2 separate regions of the Homo sapiens genome follow, and region 2 is linked to region 1. Evidence: chromatin contacts called from ENCODE Hi-C data. All regions are on one chromosome and are shown on one strand. Each heading gives the region's core, a stretch centred on a gene start or an enhancer-like site at or near the end of the contact. The rest is flanking DNA. Distances are from core to core; before and after follow the strand shown.

Region 1 (2,700 bases), core at 125-2,624:
CCTTTGCGTGCGTATGTCCTCAGTAGGTAAAGCCAGTTTCTCAGTAAAACAATGCCTGTTACCCTAGGTATTACTCCGACCCTTAAATAATATGCACCAGTCCGCAAGAGCAATTTTTACGCTCCTGTTGTAAAAGGGGAAAATGCGTTTTGAAGGAAGTGTTGGAAGGTGCTTTGCTCATTTTATCTTTCGCCATCGTTGTGGTTAGGGGGCAATGGTGCACCTAGGGTGGCGTTGGGGCTCCCCAACCGCCCGGCAGCTTTCAGACGCCCTTCCGAGACGTGGAGCGAAAGACTTAAGCGGGCCTGTGGGTGACATCAACTCATTTACATAGGAGGGCTATAAAGTAGCGCCTGCCCATCCCGTCCTGGCAACTCCGCGGTGGACACTGTGTAGACTAGATTTCACTCCCTTACGCGCCTGGCTTAGGTAAGCCCCAGGGCCCCTGCATCCTTACTCCTTCTACCCTCCCCTTCATGCCGCGCTTGCCCCTTCATTATTCGCGTCCCTGTGAAGACATCCCCTAAAGCCAAGCCGAGTGATTATCCCCGGGAAAGCTGCCTTGGGGAGGTGGGGATGCGAAACACCCTAGATGCTGGGTAATGCGGTGGGGAAATCGATGATTTAAGAACAAAGCAAATAAACCGGCGTTTATGTACTGCCGCTCGGAGGGTTCGTGTTAAAATTTCTTAGTGTGCCGAGGCGGGCGGATCACGAGGTCAGGAGATGAAGACCATCCCGGCTAAAACGGTGAAACCCCGTCTCTACTAAAAATACAAAAAATTAGCCGGGCGTAGTGGCGGGCGCCTGTAGTCCCAGCTACTTGGGAGGCTGAGGCAGGAGAATGGCGTGAACCCGGGAGGCGGAGCTTGCAGTGAGCCGAAATCCCGCCACTGCACTCCAGCCTGGGCGACAGAGCGAGTCTCCGTCTCAAAAAAAAAAAAAAAAAAAAAAAAAAAAAAAAAAAAAAAAAAAAAAAAAAAAAAAAATTTCTTAGTGTTTGCTCTCAAAGGTATTGTGCGTTGTCTTGGAGGCTGAGATGTGGGAACAGACAGATCCTTTGTTCTGAGGCTCACTCATCTCCCGAGCCCCGAGCCGTCTCCCAGCCTCAGACGGCTCTGCGGGCTGCATCTGTGCAGCCTGGCAGCGGCGGCGCTGCGCTGTGACATTTTCACAGCCCTTCTTGCAGAGGCATGTGTGCTAGGGATGCCGAAATGCCGAGAGCGCCGGCAGGACTAGCTTCCGGGCCGCGCTTTGTGTGCTGGGCTGCAGTGTGGCGCGGGCGAGGAAGCTGGTAGGGCGGTTGTCGCAAGCTCCAGCTGCAGCCTCCGCCTACGTGAGAAGACTAGAAAGCGGGCGCAGGACCAGGCCTGCGTTGTTTGCAGAGAGGCCGTGGCTACAAAATGGAAGTGCTTTTGCGACCTGGGCTCCATTTTAGGAATTCTTGCCCGATTTTAACCACTTGAACGCGGAAGTGGCTTTCCTATTCTCTTCCAAGCCAGCCTTTAATTTTAAACGCTGTAATTAACAGTTCACAGGGGTCAAATTCCTTTATTCCGGAACATTCCACTTTGAGAGGGATCTGTCCTCTTTGGTCCCCTGCGTTTTCAAATATTTGAGGAAAGGTGTCGCCTCTTTTTCTGTGGAAAGAGGAAGCTCATGAGCGCGAAACAGCAGGGGACGGAGGGCGAGAAGGGCTTTCTCAGGTTGCGGGTCGGAGGGCAGAAGCACAGTTCCCAGTACAGAGACCCGGACAGGTGGCTGTTTCTCACGCTCACTTTGGATTGCTCCCTACGGCTTCCTCCGCAGCCATGTCTGACAAACCTGGTATGGCTGAGATCGAGAAATTCGATAAGTCGAAACTGAAGAAGACAGAAACGCAAGAGAAGAATCCATTGTCTTCCAAAGAAAGTAAGCTCCGATCCTCCCCCATCTTTAGAAAGGCTGGAATGCGAGCGGGCGGTGGGAGGGCGGGAGACTGGGAGCTGCCACGGGAAGAATTCGGGAGGCAGGGGAGGGCGCTCAAGGAGCAGATAGTTGGTGAATGTGGCTTGCAAAGGTTAATTAAAAATCAGATAACTTTTAGTGCAGTAATCCCAACACTTCGGAAGACCAAGGCGGGGATCACCTGAGGTCAGGAGTTCGAAACCAGCCTGAGGAAACCTCGTCTCTACAAAAAATACAAAATTAACTTGGTTTGCTGGAGGGCGCCTGTAATCCCAGTTACTTGGGAGGCTGAGGCAGAAGCATTGCTTGAACCTGGGAGGGGAAGTTGCAGTGAGCCCAGATCCTGCCACTGCACTCTAGTATGGGTGACAGAGGGAGACTTCATCTCAACCAAAACAAAAACAAACAAAACAATAGGGCGATCCTTAAGGGGGAAGGTTGCATGAACACAGGGTTCATTAATTTAATAATGCAATATTTAATGCGCTATAATAATATACAAACACATTTATCACTGAAAATGTACGGCTATTTAATATACTCAATATACATTTTTTATTTGATTATGACATGCCTAGCTAGGTACACTTGCAGAACGTTTAGGATATGACAAGATGTTGCAAATGAAAGCCCCTTAATTCCATATTAGGCTGTACTGAAACCCCTTAATCATCCCATCCATATTAGGCTGTACTGAAACCCCTTAATCATCCCACTCCATCTTTTTCCTTTTCTGTTTTTTTCTGGTCGCAG
Region 2 (2,700 bases), core at 96-2,595, 420 kb before region 1:
ATATTCTATGCAAACAAAAATGAGCAAAGAACAGGAGTGGCTGTATTTATGCCACAAAACTGATTTCAAAATAAAACCTATTAAGAACAAAGAAAGTCATTATATAATGATAAAGGGGTCAATTCAATAAGAGGGTTTAACAATTGCAAACATATATGCACCCAACACTGTAGCACACAGATATACATATATGTATATATATGCAAATATTATGAGAACTAAAGGAAGATATAGATCCCAGTACAACAATGGCTAGAGACTTCAACACCCTGCTTTCAGCGTAGGGCAAGTCAGATCATTCAGACAGAAAATGAACCAAGCAGCATTGGACTTAGTATGCATTATAGACCAAATGGACCTGACATATATTTACAGAACATTTCATCTAATGGCTGCGGAATACACATTCTTCTCCTCAGCATATGCATCATTCTCAAGGCCAGACCACATGATAGGCCAAAAAACAAGTCTTAAAACATTAAAAACAAAATGAAACAATATGAAATATCTTCTCTGACCATAATGGAATAAAACTAGACATCAGTAACAAGCAGAACTTTTGAAAGTATAAAAGCAACTGGAAAATTTGTTGGGGAAAATTTTTCAACTGGAAAAACAATTATAATTTTCCAATTGTTTTTATAGTTTCAAACATTCTAGAATGGACAGAAGGCCAATAAAGAGATTAAGAATAAAATTTAAAAACTGCTTCAAACAAGTAACAATAAAAACACAACATAATGAGGGAAGAGAGAGAGACCCTCTCATATTGTTTTATACTCAGTACTTATTTAAAAAACAAAAAAAAACAAGGAAGTAAAATCAAAGACAGGCAGCCTGGCACCAGGCCTGAAACCAGGCCTGGGCCTGCCTGGCGTAAACCCAGTAGTTAAAAATCAACTCATAACTTAGAAACTGATGTTATTCATAGATTCCAGACATTGTATAGAAGAACACTGTGAAACTCCCTGCCTTGTTCTGTTTCTCTCTGACCACCGGTGCATGCAGCCCCTGTCATGTACCCCTTGCTTGCTCAAATCTATCATGACCCTTTCAAGTGAAATGCTTAGAGTTGTGAGCCCTTAAAAGGGACAGGAATTGCTCACTGGGGGAGCTCAGATTTTAAGGCAGTAGCTTGCTGATACTCCCAGCTGAATAAAGCCCTTCCTTCTACAACTCGGTATCTGAGAGGCTTTATCAGCGGCTCATCCTGCTACATTTCTTGGTTCCCTGACCGGGAAACATGATAACTGACAGACGGCCGAGGCAGCCCCTTAGGCCTGCCCTGCGGAGCATCCCTGCAGGGGACTCCGGCCAGCCTGAGTGACGCAATCCAAAGAGCGCTCCCGGGAAAGAAATTGCCTGGGTGGAACGCCTAGCCAAAGCAGCGCGTAGCAGGCCCCTGCAGAGGATCAGCACAGTGGCTGAACACCAGGAAGGAACTGGCACTTGGAGTCTGGACATCTGAAACTTGGTAAGACTAGTCTTTGGAACTTGCCACACTCCACCTGAGTGGAAGCGTGGCCTCATCACCCATGGTGTGCCTGTATTAGCACTTTTGTTCCGGTTTTGACTTGGCTTGACTTGGTAAGACCAGTCTTTGGAACCTGCCCCATTCCATCGGAGTGGAAGCATGGCCTGATCACCCATGGAGTGCCTGCATTGGCACTTTTGTTCTGGTTTTGACTTGAGTTAGATTGCATGATACTTTGGTTTTGGTTCTGATCTGGCTTGGATTTCTAGATACTCTGATTTTGGTTTTGATTTTGGTTTGGTGTAAACTGCAAAAGTGTGTGTGTGCCCTTTTTACCTGTTCTTTGTTTTGTGGTGTGCATGTGGTGTCAGCTTAGTGTTTTGTCTTGAAGAAGCATAGGCCAGGCACAAATAAGACCACCCCACTAGGAACTATGTTAAAAAAATTTTCAAGAAAGAATTTAAAGGAGATTACGGTGTTACTGTGACACTAGGAAAACTTAGAACTTTGTGTGAAATAGACTGGCCAGCATTAGAGGTGGGTTGGCCATCAGAAGGAAGCTTGGACAGGTAGGTCCCTTGTTTCAAAGGTATGACACAAGGTAACCTGTAAGCCAAGGCACCCAGACCAGTTTCCGTACATAGACAGTTACAGCTGGTTTTAGACCCACTTCCCCGGCCCCTAACAGTAGTTAAGAGAACAGCAGCATAAGCGGCTGGCAGAGGCAAGGAAAAACCAGCAGAGAGAAAACGAGGCCATCTATATCAATTCTAAGTTAATTTAGACTAAACAAGGTCTAGCAAAAGATAATTAAAATCTCAAACTTACAAGGTTTTCAGTAAAAGTGAAGTTTGCTAAAAGTTAACAGTATAACGTATCATGGTAACTTCTAATCTTGTGGCCTTAGACAGTCTAGTCCAAAGACATAAAGAAAGTTTGCTTTGAAAAAAAGGGGTGGAGGCAGAATTTATGTAAGAAGAGTGTTATATACTAAATTCTTGTCCCGAAATAAATTAACTGGCTGTTTAAAGAAAAAAAAAGTTTGTAATAAGTGAAAGTTGAGACATGTTGAAAAATTGTCTGTGAAAGTTGTGAAAGACAAAAAAGTTATAAAAAAATTTTTATGCAAAAAATGTTGTATAATTTAAAAGTAATAAGGCCTCCTGAGTACTACTGAAGAAACAGTTTATGTGCAAGGTGTATAAAAAAAGTAAAATATACCTTTA

What was found. Hi-C counts contacts between places; a loop is a spot of excess contacts on that map.
Region 2: a loop to region 1 is called in a map with no recorded cell type, with 3 times the contacts of the local background. The contact joins the enhancer-like site here to the promoter of TMSB4Y in region 1. A Hi-C loop is called at or near these places in 2 of 37 single-sample maps with no recorded cell type.

What each region holds. Positions count from the first base shown.
Region 1 is chrY:13,702,525-13,705,224 of GRCh38, forward strand. TMSB4Y (thymosin beta 4 Y-linked) reads left to right here and starts at 1,375. Exons shown (of 2, transcript NM_004202.3): 1 at 1,375-1,911. The coding sequence starts at 1,812.
Region 2 is chrY:13,281,559-13,284,258 of GRCh38, forward strand. All of the region lies in intron 27 of UTY (ubiquitously transcribed tetratricopeptide repeat containing, Y-linked), which reads right to left. Among named protein-coding and RNA genes, the nearest start is that of MIR12120, 200 kb to the right of the region's middle. Within about 2 kb of position 1,346, at least 4 of the 41 ENCODE cell types and tissues checked have a DNase peak (open chromatin) inside an H3K27ac peak, as active enhancers do.